2 separate regions of the Homo sapiens genome follow, and region 1 is linked to region 2. The links are chromatin loops, found by intact Hi-C in ENCODE. Cell type or tissue: psoas muscle. All regions are shown on one strand.

Evidence for each region. Peaks named below come from ENCODE experiments on the same cell type or tissue, not always from the same donor. Only the 100,000 strongest peaks of a DNase experiment are listed, where the experiment ranks them.
Region 1: a loop joins it to region 2, with 2.3 times the contacts of the local background. A loop is called at or near these places in 1 of 110 quality-filtered maps.

What each region holds. Positions count from the first base shown.
Region 1 is chr7:105,677,124-105,682,123 of GRCh38, reverse strand. The region is part of intron 3 of ATXN7L1 (ataxin 7 like 1); the gene reads left to right. Among named protein-coding and RNA genes, the nearest start is that of EFCAB10, 98 kb to the right of the region's middle. RefSeq lists enhancers at 949-1,448, 2,980-3,119, 2,253-3,192. In psoas muscle, no CTCF peak of the experiment used is centred here; DNase peaks (open chromatin) are centred at 1,423, 3,033 and 4,111; H3K4me3 peaks cover 1,453 bases; H3K27ac peaks cover 1,315 bases.
Region 2 is chr7:106,137,890-106,142,889 of GRCh38, reverse strand. No RefSeq gene overlaps it. Among named protein-coding and RNA genes, the nearest start is that of SYPL1, 28 kb to the right of the region's middle. In psoas muscle, no CTCF peak of the experiment used is centred here; DNase peaks (open chromatin) are centred at 2,789 and 3,129; H3K4me3 peaks cover 923 bases; H3K27ac peaks cover 4,590 bases.

The DNA of each region.
Region 1 (5,000 bases), 460 kb after region 2:
CCTCCCCAGTAGCTGGGACTACAGGTGCACACCACCACGCCCAGCTAATTTTTGTATTTTTTGTAGAGAAAGGGTTTTGCCATATTACTCAGGCTGCTCTCAATCTCCTGAACTCAAAAGATCCTCCTGCCTCGGCCTCTCAAAATGCTGGGATTACAGGTGTGAGCCACTGTGCCCAGCCCTCTCCTGAACTCTTTATCTTGCAAAACCGAAACTCTATACCCATTGAACAATAACTCCCCATTCCTCCTCCCTTGCAATCCCTGACAACCGCCATTCTGTCTATGAATTTGACTATCTCGAGCACCTCATGTAAGTGGAATCATACATTATTTGTCTGTTTGTGACTGGATTATTTCACTTAGCATAGTGTCCCCAAAGTTTGTCCAGGTTGTAGCATGTGTCAGAATTTCCTTTTTATGGCTGAATAACATTCCATTATAGGATTCTCTATTCATTCATTGATAGACACTTGGGTTGCTTCCACCTTTTGACTATTGTGAGTAATACTGCTATGAATGTGGGTATACCCACATTTGAGATACCAGTTCTTTTGCATATATATCCAGAAGTGATATTGCTAGATCGTGTGATCATGTGCTGAATCAATTTTTAATTCTTTGAGGAACCGCCATACTCTTCTTCATAGTGGCTGTACCATTTTACATTCCCACCAACAGTGCACGAGGGATCCAACTTCCCCACATCCTCACCAAGACTTGTTATTTTCATTGTTTGTTAACAGCTATCCCAGTGGGTGTGAAATGATACCTCACTGTGATTTCGATCTGCGTTTCCCTAATGACTGGTGACTGGAGTCATTAGTGCCCACCACCACACCCAGCTAATGTTTGTATTTTTAGTAGAGATGGGGTTTCAACATATTGGCCAGGCTGGTCTCGAACTCCTGACCTCGTGATCCACCCGCCTCAGCCTCCCAAAGTGCTGGGATTACAGGCGTGAGCAACCGTGCCCAGCCCTTTGCCCATTTTTAAATTAGATTGAACCTGCCTGTTTTTGTATTTAGAGTTACGGTTCTAAACTTGCTGCTCTTCAGAAGCTAGAGTAAATATTGCATCTTATTATCCTAAGCCACATGTTTGCTGAGAACTTACGCTACCTCAGGTGTAAGGCTACCAAGAGCCTACACGGGCACCTGAGATAGGGAGGGAGAGCAGGGCTGCAAGAGGCAGGGGCCAATGCTCTAGAAGGTCCAGATTGCTCTGGGAGAGCTGGCCCAAGAGTAGCTGTTCCCATCTCTGTCCTCCAGGTCATCCTGAAACTCTTTGCAGAGATACTAGGAAAGCAACTCACGTTTTTCTCTGGAAAGACTCAGGTTCCCAGGCCTCGGGCCTGCCCTTTCATCTGTGTTTCTTCTAAGCATTGCAACATCCAGCAGGCCTCTACTCCACAGTCCCCTGGGTGAAGGGAATGTGCCCAGGGGCCCTTGACCTGCTAGCCTGGGATCAGGGAACAACGCCCACAGCCTAACTGTTGGGAACAGACAATCTCCAGCCAAAGCTGCAAATGACTGAAAACGAGGGCTGGTCAGATGGGTGGTCAGTTTATACCCCCTCAACACCCCCCTACTACATTCCAAACAAATGGAACTGTGGAAACTAGTTCTGCTTTGCCAGCCAGCACAACTCCCTCTCAATCTGAAACTGATGAATTCTCCTCAATTCTGGGAAGAAACTCTCTCAACAAGAGGGGAAAAGGAAGCCAAGAACCCAGAAGTCCAGTCATGTTCTCCCTGAATAATTCTCCCACGGGGGACTCACTGTCTCTGGCTTTGGTTATGTTTTCAAGTGGCTGAAGGGATGGTCCCCACAGGAGACCATCTTACATAGGCAGTCATTATAATGCCCTCTCTAATCTCTCTAATGCCTAGTAGGCTCTGCCTAGCTTGTGTGTGATGAGAGGAAGTATGTGATCATGACGTGAGGGAGTGCTGTCTCCCCACAGTCCAAAATTCTCCAGGAAAATCATACTTCTGAGTCTTGGAATACTTTTGTGTCTTAAAGGTTTAATTTTTTTTTTTTTTTTTTTACTAAAAGGCATGTACCCCTTATCTAAGGTTGATTTAATATTCATCAGGTAATAACCAGGTTTTGCAAAGAAATGTTGGATGCCACACAGGAGAGGTCCTAGCAGAAGATAAAGATGCGCAAAGCGTACTTTGCCACTGTTTTTTTTTTAATTGAGGTGAAATTTGCATCACAGAAAATTAACCATTTTAAAATGTACAATTCAGTGGTATTGAGTACCTTCACAATGTTGTGCAACCATCACCCCTAAAGAAGACCCTGTGCCCATTAAGCAGTCACTCCCCCCGCCTTCTTTTCCCAGCCTGCCCCTGACAACCACAAGTCGGCTTTCTGTCTCTATGGTTTTACCTATTCTGGACATTTCATATAACGTGTGGCCTTTGTGAACCATTGTTTTGGTAGGCATTCTCCCCCCTCCAAATCTACTGTCCTTGGCCAAGATCAGGGACCAAACTTTCTAAATATCCAGAATGAATGAAATCTCCCTGCTTAAATCAATAGTTCCAACAACCCACAAAAGTATTTTCCAATCATTATAATGACCTCTCTACTCTCTCTAAGGCATAGTGCTAGGTAATGAAGTGGACTCTGCCTATCAAGATGGTCAGACCCTGAGCGAAGAGGGAGTGGGAAGGCCTGAGGTGTCTTCAGGCTGCCTGGGGACCGGGGACCCAGGCCAGACAGACAGCAGCTCCAGGGCTGCGGAAAGGCCCAGCCCTGCACACACAGCGCTGGCTCTGATACTCCTCTGAGGAGCCTGCTGCCTCTGACCACACCTTGTGTGTGTGGTTCAGGAATACCCAAGTTCATCTGCCAAATTCAGGATACAACCCTGACTGTTCCGGGCTTTTCTTTCTGCCTTTCCCTAATCTCGTCTGGGCGTGCTCTCTTAAAGGGGAAGTGGTGCGTTCTGACTGGCCAGGGCCCTCATCCAGGAGCCAGGAAACATCTACTACCACGAGTCGCGTTGCCCAGCGTGTGTCAGCCTCCTTATCCAAACGGCAAGGCAGCCTCCCCGGGATGTGTAAGTGTGAGCGCAGGGCACGAGGGCCACACAGGACGGCGTGGGGCTGGGCGCAGGTCACGGAACAGAGATCCTGGCAGGCAGATCATGCTGGCAGCCCACGAGGCATTTAGCAAAATGAGTGTTAGCATAGACAGTGCTCTCCGGCTGTGGGCTGGAGCTGGAGCCGAGACAGGGCTGAGGCGGGGAGCGGGGAGAGTAGCTGCCTCAGAAAGAGGTCAGGAGTAGGAGGCTGGGTTGGGGACCAGTCTATTTTGGACAGCCCTTCTGGAGGCACCAGCCTCCGGCCTGAGAAGGAGTGGAGTGGAAAATTTTCTAGCACACCTTTCAGAGCACCGGGAAGCCAGCTGCAATGAACCTTCCCGGCGTGTCAACCCCAACGCCCCATGTTTATGTCCGTGTATTATCTACTCAGTGCACTTATCTACTCAGTCATTGTGTTTCTTTGTTGTTTTTATATGTACTTTGTGTTAAGACATGTTCAGGGTCCTTTCTATTCAAACTGTACAAATTGTTTGAAACTAGCACCCTGGTTTTTTCCTTCTTTCCTGTCCACGATGGTCCTTGTCCAGTGCATGCACACTGCAGGCCCTGAATCAACGCAGGCGACTGGCCCACAGGTGGACTGACGGGCTCACTAGGATGCTGGGCAGCGTGTCTGGCTGGTTTCTAGCTAGGGCTCTGTTTCCTGTGTGCCCAGAGAAATAAAGGGGAAAAAGCACACCCACTCACACACACAGTCAGTTCCTAACTAAATGCCACAAGCGAGTGACTGGTGGCAGGAAAATAGACCCTTTGCTGTGTTTTAGGCCCCTTTCTGTCCTGGGTTTTTGTTTGTGTGGTAGTGATGGTTGATCTTAAATCATGTAAAAAGTTTGTTTTCACCAAAATAACTCAGACCTTTTGCTTCTAAAGAAGGGAGAGAAAAGGGGGCCAGAAAGGAAAAAAAAAAAAAAAAAGTATGTGTCTGTACGCATATGTTGACAGGGCATAACCACACCCTACTTCAAGACAACTTCCTGTTTGCCGCTGCCAACTGCCACTCCAAGGAGAACAGAAATGGTTCCGTTATTAGTGGCTGCTGTGGGACCACGACAGTCTGTGGGGTGAGTGGCTCTGAGCGACACCATGAGCTTAGCAGTGAGTGGAGACTTTTCACCTTCTCTTATAAGAGACCATGGCCCTGTGCTGTTGAAAGTAGACACTGGTACAGATAGAAATAAAGCAGTGGTGGCCTCTCTTATCAGCCTGTGGTCCTTAAACAGTGTGCTCCCATAGGATTCTTGTAAGTGGACTAATTTAATTCAGGGGCAGGGATAAGGCTGAGAACTGCCTACTGAGGAAAGCTACTACCTGTGTGTGTGTTTTTAATGGACATTATCATGTATCAGGGGAACTTAATGTTAAGCGTCTCCCATGAGTTGGCACTGTGGTAGCCACCTTCTACATGTTATCAATCCTCCCAACACCCATTTATTCCACAGTGAATAGAGTGAGTGCTCTTGAGGGCAAAACCCTGTGCTAAACGCTGGAGATAAAAGAGTAAACAGGACACCTGCCCTCTGGGTGTGTCCAGGCACAGGACACTTAGACCAGTAAACCAGTAATTACAGCGTGTGATGTGCGCTAAGATGAGGGACTCAGTGTACTCGAGCACCTGTCCTGTTGTAACTCCATGATGTGGGTATTATTGTCCCCATTTTACAGGTAAGGAGACTGGGGCTCAGGGGGTTAAGTTATTTCCCCAAGTCCCAGAGCTAATGAGTGACAGAGCTGGGATTTGAGCCCAGATCTTTCTGATTCCAAAGACAGCATGTTTGGTCGGCATTTCCAGTGACTCCCGAAGCTCATGGAGCATGAAAATCACCTCAGGACCTTTTAAAAAATCACAGATTTGGGGGCCCTGGCCCTGCTGTCCAAAAGTAAAG
Region 2 (5,000 bases):
ATAAAGTAGACAGATTGTACATTGCACAAGAGTGCTGCGTCTAACGAGGCATCCTTCACACTGTAGACATGGTAGACTTATATGCCCTGTGATAACTTCCTGGTACATAGCAACGCGTCATTCTAACAAACTCAGTACATTATGACCATCTCTGACCAATAGATGTAAAGCACTTTGAGGGAAGTGTGTCTCCTTAATTCCAGAAGAACTATATGGGTTTGTAGTAGCCACAACTAGTAGGTGAAGGATAGAAAAGAAGAAAAATGCACAAAGTCCAACAGATTCAAACTCTTCCGGGGCAGGGATGTCTTGTGAATGCCTTTTACAGTGTTGAAGGACCTCTTCAGAGTGAGGCAGCATTTGAGTGTTCAATCATTAGCACAGACCCCCAAAAGCAAGGACTCAGAGGTAACCATCACCCGTCAGTCACCTCTACTGAGGACTGGAAGTGAAGAGAGAAAGGAAAAAAAATATTTTTCTCCCTCCCAGCTGTTCTTCCTCTTGTATAAAGGAGCTGGAAGAAGTCAAGCAAAGCAGCACAGATGTGTTTTAATGTTTACTCACATGGAAGCAAGTAACAAAATAAGAAAAATAAAACCATCATTCAAGAAGAGCCAGTTGTTTTGTAGCTTCCCACTATTTATTCTCCTTCTCCTGGTAACAGCTCTCCACTTTCCCTTTAGGAAATCAGTTCTGCCCCATGGTTCAAAATCTCTAGAACTGACAAAATACCCTGCCTTCTACCAGCCAAAGGGGTGGGCACACAACTTAAGCTAGGTCAGTTGCATTCTCTCTCTCCTCTCTGATAGTTAATTTTGTGTGTCAACTTGACTGGGTCACAGGGTGCCCACATATTTGGTCAAACATTCTGAGTGTTTCTGCGAGGGTGTTTTTGAAAGAGATTCACATTTTAATCAGTCAAGAAGATTGCCCTCCATAGTGAATGGTCCTCATCCAACTACTTGAAGCCTAAATAGAATTAAAAGACCAACCTTTCCTCTAAGTAAGGATAATTCTCTAGCAGACTGTCTTCATATGCAACATCAATTCTTCCTGTCTGATGGCCTTCAAATAGGAACATGGGTTCTGCTTGGGTCTCCAACCTGCCAGACTGGACTTGCCAGCCTCTGCAATCACACGAGCCAATTCCTTCTTTTACACACATGGGGAGAGGGGGAGGTAGAGGGGGAGAGGGGGAGAAGGGGGAGAGGGGGAGAAGGGGGAGAGGGGGAGAAGGGGGAGAGGGGGAGAAGGGGGAGGTAGAGGGGGAGAGGGGGAGAAGGGGAGAAGGGGAGAAGGGGGAGAGGGGGAGAAGGGGGAGAGGGGGAGAAGGGGGAGAGGGGGAGAAGGGGGAGAAGGGGGAGGTAGAGGGGGAGAGGGGGAGAAGGGGGAGGTAGAGGGGGAGAGGGGGAGAAGGGGAGAGGTGGAGATAGAGGGTTCTGTTTCTCTGGAGAACCCTGATTAATATACACTCACTCTCTCTGTCTGGATTTTGAAGCATGAGTGTAGACACTTAAAAATATAAAAATGTTTGGAAAGCAGTTATTCCAGCAGTGGTGTCCTGATGAGACTGTCAGGGACCTAGTTCCTGCTACCTAAGCCTCTCCAGAGATGCTCTCATTCTTTATCTTTTTCCAAAACTGGTTCACAATCTTCCTAACAATGCTTTGATCCACCCTATAACTTCTTTTAGTCCATGAATATTTACTGAGCGCTATGATCTGAATGTTGGTGTCCCTCTAAAATTTATAGAACTTAATCCCCAGTGTGATTGTATTAAGAGGTGGGACCTTTAGGAGGCCTCTTGAATGGGATTAGTGCCCTATAGAAAAGGTGTGAGGGAGCCTGCTGGCCCCTTCTGCCATGTGAGGACACACAGAAGGCACTAACTATGAGGAACGGGCTCTCATCAGATACCGAATCTGCTGGCAACTTGATCTTGAACATACCAGACTCCAGAACTGGGAGCAATAAATCTGTGTTGTTTATAAATTACCCAGTCTAAGGAATTTTGTTAACAGTCTGAGCGGACTAAGACAATGAGTACCTACTATATTCAAGGTACTGTTCTATTGAGGAAATACCAGTGAACAAGCTAGCCCTTGCTCTCATGGAACTTATTTTCTAAAAAGTCCTTTTCTGCCTAAGTAGATTAACCCTTCTTGAGAGTTTATTTCTGTTGCTTGCCACCAAAGAATCCCAGCAAATACTAACAATCTTCCCGCAGAGACTTCTAGCTCCGCCCCTTCCCTGGATCATCTTAGATAAGCCAGATGTCAGTCTTCAGAAGTCAGAAGATCCCTGGCTCGATGCAATTCTTGAGAGCCACTTCTTTATGATCACCCCATAAAAAACCCTGAGAACCCACCAGTGCACTTGTCTAATGTCCTAATGTTTGGATATAAATGACTCCACAGGAACATCTACATCAGAGGGGTTTCTCAACAGATGCCCTCCATCGAAACCATCTTTTCTCCTCTCCTGCTTAGAACCTGGGAAGATACCTTACAATGAGTATTACCTTGTTTATGCCTCATTATGACTTGTTTCAGGTTTAATCTTCTTCACCAGAGCCTTTTTAACGTCCTCCCCCAAAACCCAAAGGATTTATTCTGGGATTAGACAGGAGACAAGATCAGAGAAGCTGATCCAAACAGCCAGACATGGCTTTCTCATCAGGTAGCACCAGACAGTTATTTAACACAACTGAAACTCTATCTTGAAGCAAGTAAGCATGCTGTTTGGTTCACTGTGGGGGTGTCAGTGACTACGGCTGGGAATTGTCACAGTTTAGTTTAGCACTTCTGGCAAACTTTGGAGCCAGCTTGCATAATGCAGTGTCTAAAGAACATGATTCCAGTTGAACAGAGCATGTCTGTGGTTAAAAATAGAACTCTGTCACATAACAACTCATATATAAACCATGAGGCTGGGGGAGGAACAAAATTAAATAATAGTCACTGGGGGTTCTTGAACACCTGTCCCAGTCCCTCAGAGCATAAACTATCTGGGAATTGCCAGCACACTGAAGCCAACCCTGCCCTGAAATCAAATGGCAAAAATAAACAACCAAACTGACCCAGTTAAATCAGGAAACATGACCGCACCTTTAAGCAGGCCACCATTCAGGTGGCCTCTCCAGCCCAGGCCTCCTCAGGGATTTAGCTCTGAGTTCTGAAAAAATTAACTGCAGTAGATCCCATGACAGCCACTCTGGATTCACAGCAGGATTGAAAGCTGAGACTGCGTTAGGTCTGAATGCCACCCGCACGTTTGCATTTTCACTGCATGCACATGGATTATGCTTTGAACAGAATGCATGAAAAGTGGGCCCTGGCTCCTTCTAAACAGTTGTGGGAGTCTCATGACCCACTGCTCAGACTTGCAAAGAGCTAAGAATTAGAAACGAAATACTTGGGTTTCCCTGCCAGGAAACACTTTACAACAGTGTGTAGGTCTAACTGGAGAGGTTGCCCAATGACAGAGTGGAAATTTCATGGCTGGGTACATATAAAGCTAAGCCGTCAGAACAATTAATACTATAATATGCCACCAGAAAATAAAAAAGGGTATAGGGGACCAAAAAGAAAACGAGGCTACCTCCTTCCCCAACTCTGCCACTGACCCAGGCAAATTGCTCCTCCTCTCGGGGTCCCACTTCTCCTCTTTAAAAATCTATCTACAATGCCTGCTCCCTTCCAAACTCACCGAAATGTTGTAGTTTCACTCTTCACTTGTGTCACTTATTTGTTTCTGGTTCTGAAACGCTCGAGCAGTGATATGCTCTCTGCTTCACAGTCACCTGAAGAGTTTTTAAAAACTTCCCTACCTCAGCTGCACTCCTGGAGATTTCTGGGTGGGTCCCAGGCATGGGTGGATTTAAAAGCCCCCTCAGGTGATTCTAATGTGCCTCCAGGCCTGCGAACCAGAAGGCAGACTGGGAGAAGCACCGCCCCACTGCTTCCCCAGGGAGCGATGGAAGATGAAAGAGATGCAGATTCTCCCACCTGCTCCAATTCTTCCAGGGATTTCCTTTTATGGGGCTGGACAAATCGTCTCATTCCCAGATCTTTTCTCACCAACTTCCCCCCTCACCTCTGCCAGGTTCAATCAGCAAGGAAACTAGCTAAACATCTCTTAAAGGTGGTGAGGAACTGTTTGTTGCTTTTTAAAATTAATTTTAATATTTATTTTAAGTTCCGGGGTACATATGCAAGATGTGCATGTCTCTTACATAGGTAAACGTGTGCCATGGTAGTTTGCTGCACAGGTCAACCTATCACCTAGGTATTAAGCCCAGCATGCTTTAGCTATTCTTCCTGATGCTCTCCTTCCCCCTCTCATCTCCCTCTCCACAGGCCCCAGTGTGTGTTGTTCCCCTCCCTGTGTCCATGTGTTCTCATTGTTCAGCTCCCACTTATAAGTGAGAACATGCAGTCTTTGGTTTTCTGTTCCTGTGTTAGTTTGCTGAGGATAACAGCTTCCAGCTCCATCTATGTCCCTGCAGAGGACATGATCTCATTCCTTTTTATGGCTGCATAGTATTCCATGGTGTATATGTGCCACATTTTCTTTATCCAGTCTATCATTGATGAGCATTTGGGTTGATTCCATGTCTTTGCTATTGTGAATAGTGCTACAATGAACATAAACATGCATGTATGTTTGTAATAGAATGATTTCTATTCCTTTGAGTATATACTCAGTAATGGGATTGCTGGGTTAAGTAACATTTAAGTGTATTACGGCCTTTCCATCAAAGAAGTTTTATCTTTTAGGATTTACTTACTGCAGAAGCATTTGTAGCCAACGAGAGAGTCCTGATACTCTCAGTCTGTGTTCCCTGTCTGGAGCAGGCTGCTGCCTTCATAGGGTGTTTCCAGGAGCTTCCCGTACCCAGTTGGCGACCCTGAGCCCTCCACGTGCCTTATGATAGGTCATTGTTAGTTAGTAAGGGATGCCTTGGTGTTAAGCGCTGCCATCCTGCAATGAAATGCAAA